Regions from separate parts of the Homo sapiens genome. Here all the other regions are linked to region 2. The links are chromatin contacts, found by Hi-C in ENCODE. All regions are on one chromosome and are shown on one strand. The core of a region is the stretch at or near the end of the contact, and the rest is flanking DNA. Distances in the headings are between cores, read along the strand shown. Region 1 holds the start of LYPLAL1-DT (LYPLAL1 divergent transcript). Region 2 holds the start of SDE2 (spliceosome associated SDE2). Region 3 holds the start of BPNT1 (3'(2'), 5'-bisphosphate nucleotidase 1).

Region 1 (3,804 bases), core at 333-2,832, 6.8 Mb after region 2:
AGTTATTAAGTACCGCTGTCATCTTACACACGTCACCTTCTAAATATATGCCGTCTTTCCCTTTAAACACTATTGGACCTCTTCTTCCCTATCTCCAAAACAATATATCCTAGTTCAAACTTTTTCACCTTACCCCACCAAAGCCCTGAGTTTGAGGTCGGAGAGCTTTGGGTTCTAATCCCAAATCCGCCACTACTCACAGTAACAGCTAAGAGACCTTGGCCAAGCTGCTGAACCTGTCTGGCCTCATTTTCAAAATAAAGAGAATACCTCCCACAATTGCCCTTTTCCAGGTCTCTGCCCAGTACCTTTCCAATTCCCTTCCAATCACCGTCCCATTTAAGCCTACCCGTCTCGGCTCAAAGACCACTTTCTTCGAAAAGTCTGACAAGCTTTTCATCTTCCAAATGCCTTAATAATGCCTAACCACATTTTTTTCTCTTACAATTCACTTGGCAGGAAACCATGCACCGTCTTGTGATCTTCCATGCACTGCTGACTCAAACTAATTGGATTGTTTTTGTTTTTAACTTTAGGTAGGCCCCCTGAGGACACCGGCTGCATCTCATTTCTTTAAAAAACATTTCCTGAGAGCTTACCCTGGGCCAAGCACTGGGGGTGCAAAGGTTGACACAAGGGCCCTTACTCTCATAATCCAGTGGGAAGTTCACAATCCAGTGGGGAAGACAGACAAAAGTGATTACAGATGAGTGTTAAGTAACGATACAGCATTAAGCACACGTTACTAAGGGCAGGTAGTGGAAGATGCCTGTCCCTGGGGGTCCTGCCCCTGTAGTCTATCTTGGAAGTTTAATGACACAGGCGGGAAAGGGAAAGGAAGGAAAGAGAAGCAGCAAAAAGGAAAGTGAGAGAAAGCACTCCAGCCATGGCACAGTGGCTTACAGAAAAGAGATAATCTGTAAACAGTATCTAAGTTAACTGTGAATCTCAATTGTCTACATTAGTATGGGAGCCTGGAAAAAGCAATGGGCAATTACGACTGAAAAATCACTAGTAGCTGATAATGAAAAACACTAAATAATTTCCCTCTAGCAGAAGACTTACCTTACTAACTTGCTCTGTTTAAACTTGGGGCGAGGAATGGGGAGGTGTGTTGTGGGGATGGAGGGCTGGCTGAGCGGCGGGACACAAGGCCCCAAAGCGAGGGTGGTGGACCAGTGACCGCCCGATAGAAAGAGGAAGACTAACGGGGGAGGCTGGGGGCAGGTGGCGCTGCCCGTGCATCTACAGCCGGGGCTGGCGACGGGGGAGCCACCCACTGGGCCCTATTTGGGCCCGGCGACACCTCCACTTGGGCAATACTGGGGTAACCGAGGGGAGGATGTTTCCCGAGCTGTAGAAAACCAGGACGTAAAATTGAAATCCACCTGAGCCATGCAGGAAGATCAGAGAGGCGCTATGCCTCCCTGCCGGCGACACGATACAGCGCTGCAGAACCGACCCCGACGCAGCCGCCATCGCTGATGCCACTGCCAGTCATGCGGTTCCGCCCCTGCGTTGCCGCGCGGGGCCGCGCACGCAAATACGCAGGCACGCGCGGGAGCACGCCCGGGAGCGCGCATGCGCAGCGCTGCTGGCCCGCTCTCTGAGGAGCTTTCAATACTTTGGGGTCAAGTTTGAGGCAGTTGTAACTGTACTGAGTTTAGTTTTGCTAATAATGGTATTCTACGTGTGTCAGCCTCGTGTGGACTTCTGTAATGACTAATGGATATGTTTATATCCTGAGCATTTGCTGTAGGAATTTTAAATGCAATCCCAAAACTCAAGATTACCTTATTTGGAGAAATATTCGTGTTACTATGTTTAAAATTTAATAGAACCATATTTTACCTTTCACTTTGGGACTCGCACAGGATGTTTGCAGCTCTTGATATACAGGGTAAGCGAAGCATATAATAATAAGTTCTCTTCGTGTCTCTTATTTTTAATAAATAGTTTACAAAGCAAATCTAATTTAATGAGATTCTGCTTTATATACCCATTAGAATGGCTCTTATCAAAAAAACAGAAAATAAGTATTAGTAAAGATGTGTAGAAATTAGAAACCTTGTGCATAGCTGATCAGAATGTAAAATGATGTTGCGGCAATAGAAATAATTTGGTGGCTCCTCAACAAGTTAAACATTGACTTAGCATAGGTACTAGCAGTTCCACTTCTAGGTATATACCCAAAAGAGATGAAAGCAGGGACTCAAACAAATACTTGTACTTCAGTGTTCTGTAGCAGCATTATTCACAAGTACCAAAAAGTGGAAACAACTCAAATGTTCATCTACAGATGGAGAGATAAACCAAATGTGCTATGTACATATTGGAATGGAATATTATTCAGCCTGTAAAAAGAATGTGATTCGGATACATGCTACAACATGGATGAACCTTGAAAACATTATGCCGAGTGAAGCCAGACACAAAAGGACAAATAATTGTATGATTCCACTTACATGAGATATCTAGAATTGGCAAATGCATAGGGACAGAAAGTGAAATTAGAGGTTACCAGGGACTAAGGGAAGAGGGAGTTGGGAGGTTGTTGTTTAATGAGTACAAGAGTTTCTGCTTAGATAGTGAAACATTTTTAAAAATGGACAGTGATGATGGTTGTACAACAGTGTTAATAACTGCCAGTGAACTATACACCTAGTAAATTTTATGTGTATTTTACCATAATTTTAAAAATACTAAGAAATGGAATTATTTCCTGTATAAAGTCCAAAACATAGGTATCTTTTAATACTGAAGGCAGTGGCCCCAGCAGGTTGCTCTTGCCTCATGTAAAATTCAACAAAATAACCCAGTAAAAGCTTAAGTACCATTAAACACTGGCCTTCCATTCATTGTAGTCTGCATTACATTTTAGCAATTACAACTTACCTTTTATTTGTTCCAGGTAATCACCCTACTTACAGGTAAGTAAACTGTTTACTATCAACATTAGTTGCCAAAATCAGCTCTAAGCTATCATGGTGTTATATTAATAACAATACCATCAACAAGAATGGTCCTACATGCCATTAGTTAACCAAATCAAAAAGAAATTCTGAGTCATTTCTCCAAAGCCCATAGATCTGCAGCAGAGAGTTGTATAAGTGAAGTCCCTGAGGAGGACAAACTAGGGTAGGCTGAGCTCTGATAGCCAATTCTTAAAAGAAAAACCTCTGTCTTTTGACCTGCCTTCCCCGTATGAGTTCTAGATAACCTTCCCTAGCCAGGTGAGAAGAGGGCAGTGCTACTAGGAAAGACCACTTGGAGATATACAGGGAAGGCTTTAAGTTCTACTCTTAGAACTCCATTTACTACCTGAAAATCTTACTGTACACCACCCCACGCTTTTGAGACAGCAAAAAATCAGAATATAATTATTTAAGAGTAATGATTATTAATAATAATAAGCAACTAATATTCATGGGATTCAGTAGGTGCCAAAAACTGTCATAAATTAATTCCAATAAAACTCAGTACTATTACTATCTGCTTTTGTCAATGAGGCTCAAAGAGGTAAGGAACCTGGCTCAAAGTCATAGTGCCAGTCAATTGTAGAACCTGGATTCACATGCTGGGCTTGACTCCAGAGCATAGGTTCTTAACTATTACCCACATTTACACATGAGTGCACAGAAATGAAGCAAGGGCATGTCGCAACTCTTATTTCAAAAACAAAAGTCTGGAATTTGTATTGTGGCCCTTTAGAGTCTCTATTTATTAGGTGTTCCTGTGCTTCTTTAGTTTTTCCCAAGTCTACTGCTATTAGTTCCTGATTTGTTCTTCCAACTATTCTACCAG
Region 2 (3,557 bases), core at 542-3,041:
TTGAAATGGTCATTTAAAAAAATTATTTATTTATTTGAAATAGTCATTTTTGATCACCAGAAGGAAGAAATCACAAATAAAAAAAGAAGAGGCTTAAGGCTCAGATCTGTAGATTACTTTTTCAGGAACCTGGAGGACAGAGAGCTGGGGAGCAGACTGCAGAGGGACTTGAGGTTTCTGGAGTTTGGACGGCTTACATGTAACCTGGCGACACCTTCACGCCCCAGGGTTGCCATGGCACCACCTTTCCGAAATACTGCTTCCTAGGTACAATATATCTTTTTTTTCTGAAACGGAGACTCTCTCTGTCGCCCAGGCTGGAGTGCGATGGCACGATCTCAGCTCACTGCAACCTCTGCCTCCCGGGTTCAAGCGATTCTCCTGCCTCAGCCTCCTGAATAGCTGGGATTACAGACGCGCACCACCACGCCCGGCTAATTATTGTATTTTTAGTAGAGATGGGGTTTCACCATGTTGGTGAGGCTGGTTTCGAACTCCTGACCTCGAGATCCGCCCGCCTCAGTCTCCCAAAGTGCTGGATTACAGGCATGAGCCACCGCGCCCGGCCAGTACAATCTATCTTTATTATTTTTTTTTTTGTAATTTTTATTTATCTACTGGCATCCCCATGGAGGCCCTTTCTCTCCCCAACTTTCCCTCGTGTGTGAAATAAAGACCACTGAATCTATTAACTTCCCAGGCCTTGAAATTCCATTTTCGCACATACTGCCACCGCTAAACGATTTCTGAATTTTTTGTTGTTACCCCCTCAGCTAGGAGTTCCATTTGCCAAGCATTTTAACAGCAGAGAAGGCAATTCTGTGGGCCGATGCATTTGTGTTTAGCAGGCACAGATATCTCCAAATAACCTTCCTATCTTCACACTGGTGGCTTTTGAATTGTTCAGGGTTTTAGAAATACCATAATCTCATTCTGTTAAATATTAAGGGACTCTTTCGGATTCCCTGAGCCTTAAGGTTACGTTATGCAAATCTGTCCGAGTGTGTTTCCATGGTGCAGAATAAAAGTTATGGTAGGGTTTTTTGAAGCAGCATGACTATAAACGTCACTCCTGTCACTGCCTTTCACAAGAGCCCACTTGCTGTGAAATATTTTGAAAACAGAGCTGAAGTGGAGATAACGCAGTGCACAAACAGGCGGAAATAAGAATAAACCGTGCGTGGCAGGCAGAAACCCGGAGGTTGGCTGTTTCTGGAGGGGAAGAGAAGGCTCTGTAAAGCTGGAGGAGAAACCACGCCGGCCACTGTTTAGGGGCCTCCTGGGGGTCGTTTCCCTTGCCCCCTCGGGTTGGGGAGCTCCTCTAGGCCAAGGAAGCGGCCCCCTAAAACCGCTTCCGGGACTGCAGCTTCTCTCCCCACACTCTCAAGGAGCAGAGCCTTCTCGGGCCACAATTCTCCGCGACCCAAAAATAACTACACAGATGTGAGGAAAAGGGCCAAAGCCTACAGCACAAGGTGGTTCTCAGTTAAAGCCTTATCGCTTACGGCCAGGAAGCTCGAAACCTAACCCAGCGCCAGCCTTTTATAGCCGGTCCCTCGAGCCCCGCCCTAGCAACTTCTCCTAGCAACGCCTCGCCCCGTGCTCTGCCGCCTTATCTGCCTCCGCCAGGCCTTTCCTGTTCCCCTCCCCCAGCCCGCACCGCCCCGCCGCCCGGCTCACTTGACCCGCCCCAGGGGAGGGGAGGGGTGAACGGAAGCGTGAGGGGCGGGGCGTTGGAAGATGCTCGCGTCATCAAGAGGCGCCGGGCGAGTTGCGGCGCCTGGTGTCTCAGAGAGGCTTGAGGTTCGGGTAGTCGGTGACATGGCGGAGGCCGCGGCGCTGGTGTGGATTCGCGGCCCTGGCTTCGGGTGCAAGGCGGTGCGGTGTGCCTCGGGTCGGTGCACCGTCCGGGATTTTATCCACCGGCACTGCCAAGATCAGGTGAGGATTTCGGTTCCTGTTAGGAAGGAGAAAGAGGCAGACAGGTGGCAGCGCTGGGTGCGGAGTAGGTCTGTCCGGGGCGGGGGTACGTTTATTCTCTGGGGTTTTCACTCGTTGAGGCTGAGAGTTCCTCAGTGTTAAGGTGCTTCGAATTGTTACTGAGACCTTCCTTTGCTTTTCTTTTGTGGTGGTGGTTTTGCCTTCCCACCAAGAGGGAGAAAAAAACTGTTACAGGCACTTAGTCCCGCTCACAGTTACAAATACTTTGTTTCTCTTTCTTTATCCGTAAATATAATGGTCTTCTGGCAGTTGGGCCGGCTGATTTTTAAGGCTCCAGTCTTCACCTTCTTACTATGGTTATGTGACGTGTATTTTGTCCACTCATCACACAGCCTTGTTAGCCCCAGCCTAGAGAAGTATGTCATATCCAAACCCAGGCCAAAGGATGATTGGGAAGGAAAATTGATTCTTCTGGTCAGTCGTTGTGACCAAGCATTCACACGTGTGTCCTGTTGAGGGCCTGGGTTCTTAGGGCCTGTTACGTAGAAGTGTTCACTATTAATTTGATGGTCTCATTTGTCCGTGCATATTTGTGAAAACCTACCAGGGACTTCCAGAGTTACACGTGAGCTTTTACTGAACTTTCAAGTAAGTAAGCTTTTACCAGCTATAAGATATTAAACCTGTTCAGTTGTCAAAAGAATTTAGTGGTTTCCCTGAATCTAATTTTAATGTTGGCACTTGATCTAGAACTCTGTTCTTTCCGCACCTCATCCGTGCTTTCCTCGGCTATTTCCTCTGCTTACTATTTATAAGCTTAACAAATGTTAACACTGCAGTCTAGACCAAAATTTTAAGAGACTTGGATCGATTCCGTGAAGAAGCAATGTGTGTTTGCAAATAATACGGTTTTTCACTTTCCATGTTTTCCTTCCTGCTCTGTAATCCAGTCTAAAAACTGTAAGCACAACTGTTTTTGACCATGAAAATAATTGCATTCTAATTCCTTTGAAAATAATTCTTATTTCATGAGTACAGTGTTCTTTTCTCCCCCTCCCCCACCCCCGACGGAGTTTGACTCCCGTTGCCCGGGCTGGAGTGCAATGGCGTGATCTCGGCCCACTGCAACCTCCGCCTCGCTGAGTTCAAGCGGTTCTCCTGCCTCAGCCTCCCAAATAGCTGGGATTGCAGTCGCCCGCCACCATGCCTGGCTAATTTTTGTATTTTTAGTAGAGACGGGGTTTCACCACGTTGGCCAGGTCTTGAACTCCTGACCTCGGGTGATCCGCCCACCTCAGCCTCACAAAGTGCTGGGATTACAGGCTTGAGCCACTCCTCCCGGCCTATGAGTACAGTTTTCAAACTTGCTGACAATTGATCCAAAGTGAAACCAGAAAAAATAGGATCTTAATCATGAGGTATGTTGGAAAAAAGAATTTTTAAATCGGAAGCAAGAAATATAGGCCAGGCGTGGTGGCTCACGCCTGTAATTCCAACACTTAGGGAGGTCGAGGCGGGCAGATCACCTGAGGTCAGAAGTTCGAGACCAGCTTGGCAACATGGTGAAACCCCATCTCTCCTAAAAATACACAAAAATTAGCCAGGCGTGGCGGCAG
Region 3 (3,613 bases), core at 546-3,045, 5.9 Mb after region 2:
CTTTGACCCACGGTTTCACATCTGGGATCTATCACAGCTATAGTCTTCCAGGAGCACAAAGATATATTTACATAGAAACTCTCCTAACCAACCTCTACATAACTTGCTGAATTCAACTATGCCGTTTTCTCGTAAAACCTATGAGAGGATACAATGAACACTTGGGAGATGGCTACTCTTTAGGATGACTGCAGATTTCTATTCTCACTTGTTGAGCTTACCTTGCATTATGTTTGTCTTTATTTAAGCCATTTGTACTTGTCATGTAATTATACAATTTAATTATAAAAACCAAAGTATGGCCAGGTGCAGTGGCTCATGCCTGTAATCTCAGCACTTTGGGAGGCCGAGGCGGGCGGATCATGAGGTCAGGAGTTCGAGACCAGCCTGGCCAACATGGTGAAACCCCGTCTTTACTAAAAAAAAAAAAAATGCAAAAACTAGCTGGGCTGGGTGGTGTGCGCCTGTAGTCCCAGTTACTCAGGAGGCTGAAGCAGGAGAATAGCTTGAACCCTGGGAGGCAGAGGTTGCAGTGAGCCGAGATCAAGCCATTGCACTCCAGCCTGGGCGACAGAGTAAGACGCCGTCTCAAAAAATATATATATGTATATATGTGTGTGTGTGTGTGTGTGTATATATATATATATATATATATATATATATATATATATGGTTAAAGTAATATAATTTAAGTTATGTATATTTTTCCACTTCCCAAAAAGGGTCTACTTAACTCACAGAGTTATTGTGAAAATCAAATGAAGACGTAAAAGCCTTTTTAAGCTGGGCGCAGTGGCTCACACCTGTAATCCCAGCACTTTGGGAGGCCGAGGTGAGCAGATCACCTGGGGTCAGGAGTTCAAGACCAGCCTGGCCAATATGATGAAACCCCGTCTCTACTTAAAAAACAAACAAAATTAGCCCGGCGTGGTGGCGCGCCTGTAGTCCTAGCTACTTGGGAGGCTAAGGAGGAAGGATCGCTTGAACCCAGGAGGAGGAGGTTGTAGTGAACCTAGACTGCGCCACTGCACTCCAGCCTGGGCGACAGGATGAGACACTGCCCCCTTCCCCAACCACGCCCCCCAGTAAAAGATCCCATCTGTACACAAAAAATATTTTAATTAGCTGGGTGTGGTGGCGCGCACCTCCACCAGTAGTCCCAGCTACACGGAAGGCTGAGGCGGGAGGATGGCTTGAGCCTAGAAGTGGGAAGGCAGCAGTGAGCCGTAATCGACTCTGGGCGACAGAGCAAGCTATCTATCGCTTAAAAAAAAAAAAAAAAAAAAAAAAAAAAAGGTAAGCAAGCATCTTTGACACAATTCTGCATAAAGTTGCTGTGTTATTGCGTGGGGAGTGGGAGGTGGAGGTGTGTGTGGTGGACCTGCTGAAGCCTGTCCACGGACCGCTAGGGGTTCGAAGTTAAATAGCCGCAGAGTGGTATCACTAATACAAAGAACATTTTAAAACAGTGAACTCTACGAAGTGGGCTGGAAGACAGCTGAAACCAAAACCAATCTTTTTTTTGTTTCAACACACTGTTGCTGGCTTAATGTGTTCTTTCCTTCTTCTTTTTCTTTTTTTAGCCAATCTTTGAAAGTTGACACATCTTTCGCTTTTATTTAATGCAACAGGTGACTTGCACCTACGGAGAGCTTGGAGAAAACACGGACAAGTGGAATTTTCCCGCGGATCAGGAGTCTAAAGAGGCAGTGTGAAATCGCTGTTGTGCGCTTGCGCGCAGTTTCCCGCATGCTCAGTAGCTGAGGTAGGGATGCCATCCTTCTCAAAAGACTTATTGACAGTGCCAAAGCTCGGTACTGGACACAACGAGGGACCTGGGTCTACGATAACGCGCTTTTGCTCCTCCTGAAGTGTCTTTGGTCCAACGTTGTTCCAGGTTTGTCACCGTTTCTCTCCGGCCGGTCAGGGCAAGAGCCAGGTAGATAGGATTTATGTTAAAAAAATAAAACGAAAAAGGTTTATGTGAATCAGATTGCTTCTCCAGATATTCTAACTTCCGACTTGGACTCTTGAGTGTCGATATTTTAATTGTTTATCTGTGCTTTTATTTTCGTGATCCGGAAGGTTTTTATAGCCATATACTGTAGAAACAAGACAAACCTAGACATTGAGTTTGTTGATGCACCCAAATTTAGAAACTGCTTGGTACCTAAAATTAAATTTCTTTAAACAGCAAATATTCTTCCAACTGCCATTTCTACATATTTATAGGTTTGCGTGATTTATTTGGATTTCTCTGTAAATATAATTGTTGGTTCAAAAGATACGTACTTTATACTTTTATTAAGGTTCTCAAAACTCTCCTAAGAGGGTTCACCGCTTTGCCAACAATGCTCAGGAACATGTTCCCTCACACCCTTGCAAACTGGACAAAGGACAAACTCTTCTTCTTTCTTCTTTTTTCTTCTTCTTCTTCCTCCTCCTTCCTCCTCCTTCTTTTTTTTTTTTTTTTTTTTTTTTCGAGACGGAGTCTCGCTCTGTCGCCCAGGCTTGAGTGCAGTGGTGCAATCTCGGCTCACTGCAAGCTCCACCTCCCAGGTTCACGCCATTCTCCTGCCTCAGCCTCCCGAGTAGCTGGGACTACAGGCGCCCACCACCAAGCCTGGCTAATTTTTTTTGTATTTTTAGTAGAGACGGGGTTTCACCGTGTTAGTCAGGATGGTTTCGATCTCCTGACCTCGTGATCTGCCCGTCTCGGCCTCCCAAAGTGCTGGGATTACAGGCGTGAGCCACCGCGCCCAGCCTTTCTTTCTTTCTTTTTTTTTTTTTTTTAAGACAGGTTCTAGCTCTGTCCCCCAGGCTGGAGTACAGTGGTGCCATTATGTCTCACTGCAACCTTGACCTCCCAGGGTCTGGTGATTCTCCCACCTCAGCCTCCCGAGCAGCTGGGACTACAGGCATGTGCCACCACACCATCTAATTTTTGCATTTTTTTGTAGAGACGAGGTTTTGCCATGTTGCCCAGGCTGGTCTCGAACTCCTGAGCTCAAGCAATACACCAGCCTTGGCCTCCCAAAAAGTTCTAGGATTACGGGTGTGAGCCACTGCATTCAGCGACAATTTTTTTTTTTTTTTTTTTTTTTGAGTCGGAGTCTCTGTCGCCCAGGCTGGACTGCAGTGGCGCGATCTCGGCTCACCACAACCTCTGCCTCCTATGTTCAAGCAATTTTCCTGCCTCAGCCTCCTGAGTAATTTTTGTATTACTATGCCTGGTTAATTTTTGTATTTTTAGTAGAGATGGGGTTTCACCATGTTGGCCAGGCTAGTCTTGAACTCCTAACTTCAGGTGATTCACCTGCCTTGGCCTCCCAAAGTGCTGGGATTACAGGTGTGAGCCACCGTGCCCTGCCAAATTTTCTTTTCTATGCCAATCTTAAAAATAAACAATCATGGCCCGGCGCGGTGGCTCACGCCTGTAATCCTAGCACTTTGGGAGGCTTAGGCAGGCCATGAGGTCGGAAGTTCGAGACCAGCCTGACCAACATGGAGAAACCCTGTCTCTACTAAAAATACAAAATTAGCCAGGTGTGGAGATGCTTGCCTGTAATCCCAGCTACTCGGGAGGCTGAGGCAGGAGAATCGCTTAAACCCG

Evidence for each region. Hi-C counts contacts between places; a loop is a spot of excess contacts on that map. Pooled maps may share reads with other maps.
Region 1: a pooled map shows a loop between it and region 2 (6-fold over the local background). The contact joins the promoter of LYPLAL1-DT here to the promoter of SDE2 in region 2. A Hi-C loop is called at or near these places in 2 of 37 single-sample maps with no recorded cell type and 4 of 50 pooled maps.
Region 3: a map with no recorded cell type shows a loop between it and region 2 (25-fold over the local background). The contact joins the promoter of BPNT1 here to the promoter of SDE2 in region 2. A Hi-C loop is called at or near these places in 2 of 37 single-sample maps with no recorded cell type and 4 of 50 pooled maps.

The regions. Positions count from the first base shown.
Region 1 is chr1:219,171,566-219,175,369 of GRCh38, reverse strand. It overlaps LYPLAL1-DT (LYPLAL1 divergent transcript), which reads left to right and starts at 1,582. Exons shown (of 5, transcript NR_038845.1): 1 at 1,582-1,900. It overlaps LYPLAL1 (lysophospholipase like 1), which reads right to left and starts at 1,492. Exons shown (of 5, transcript NM_138794.5): 1 at 1,389-1,492. The coding sequence starts at 1,479. RefSeq lists enhancers at 1,202-1,531, 1,612-1,661.
Region 2 is chr1:225,997,577-226,001,133 of GRCh38, reverse strand. It overlaps SDE2 (spliceosome associated SDE2), which reads left to right and starts at 1,791. Exons shown (of 7, transcript NM_152608.4): 1 at 1,791-1,941. The coding sequence starts at 1,822. RefSeq lists enhancers at 907-956, 1,037-1,136, 1,157-1,306, 1,827-1,936 and a silencer at 1,487-1,766.
Region 3 is chr1:220,087,970-220,091,582 of GRCh38, reverse strand. It overlaps BPNT1 (3'(2'), 5'-bisphosphate nucleotidase 1), which reads left to right and starts at 1,795. Exons shown (of 9, transcript NM_006085.6): 1 at 1,795-1,897. RefSeq lists an enhancer at 1,495-1,684.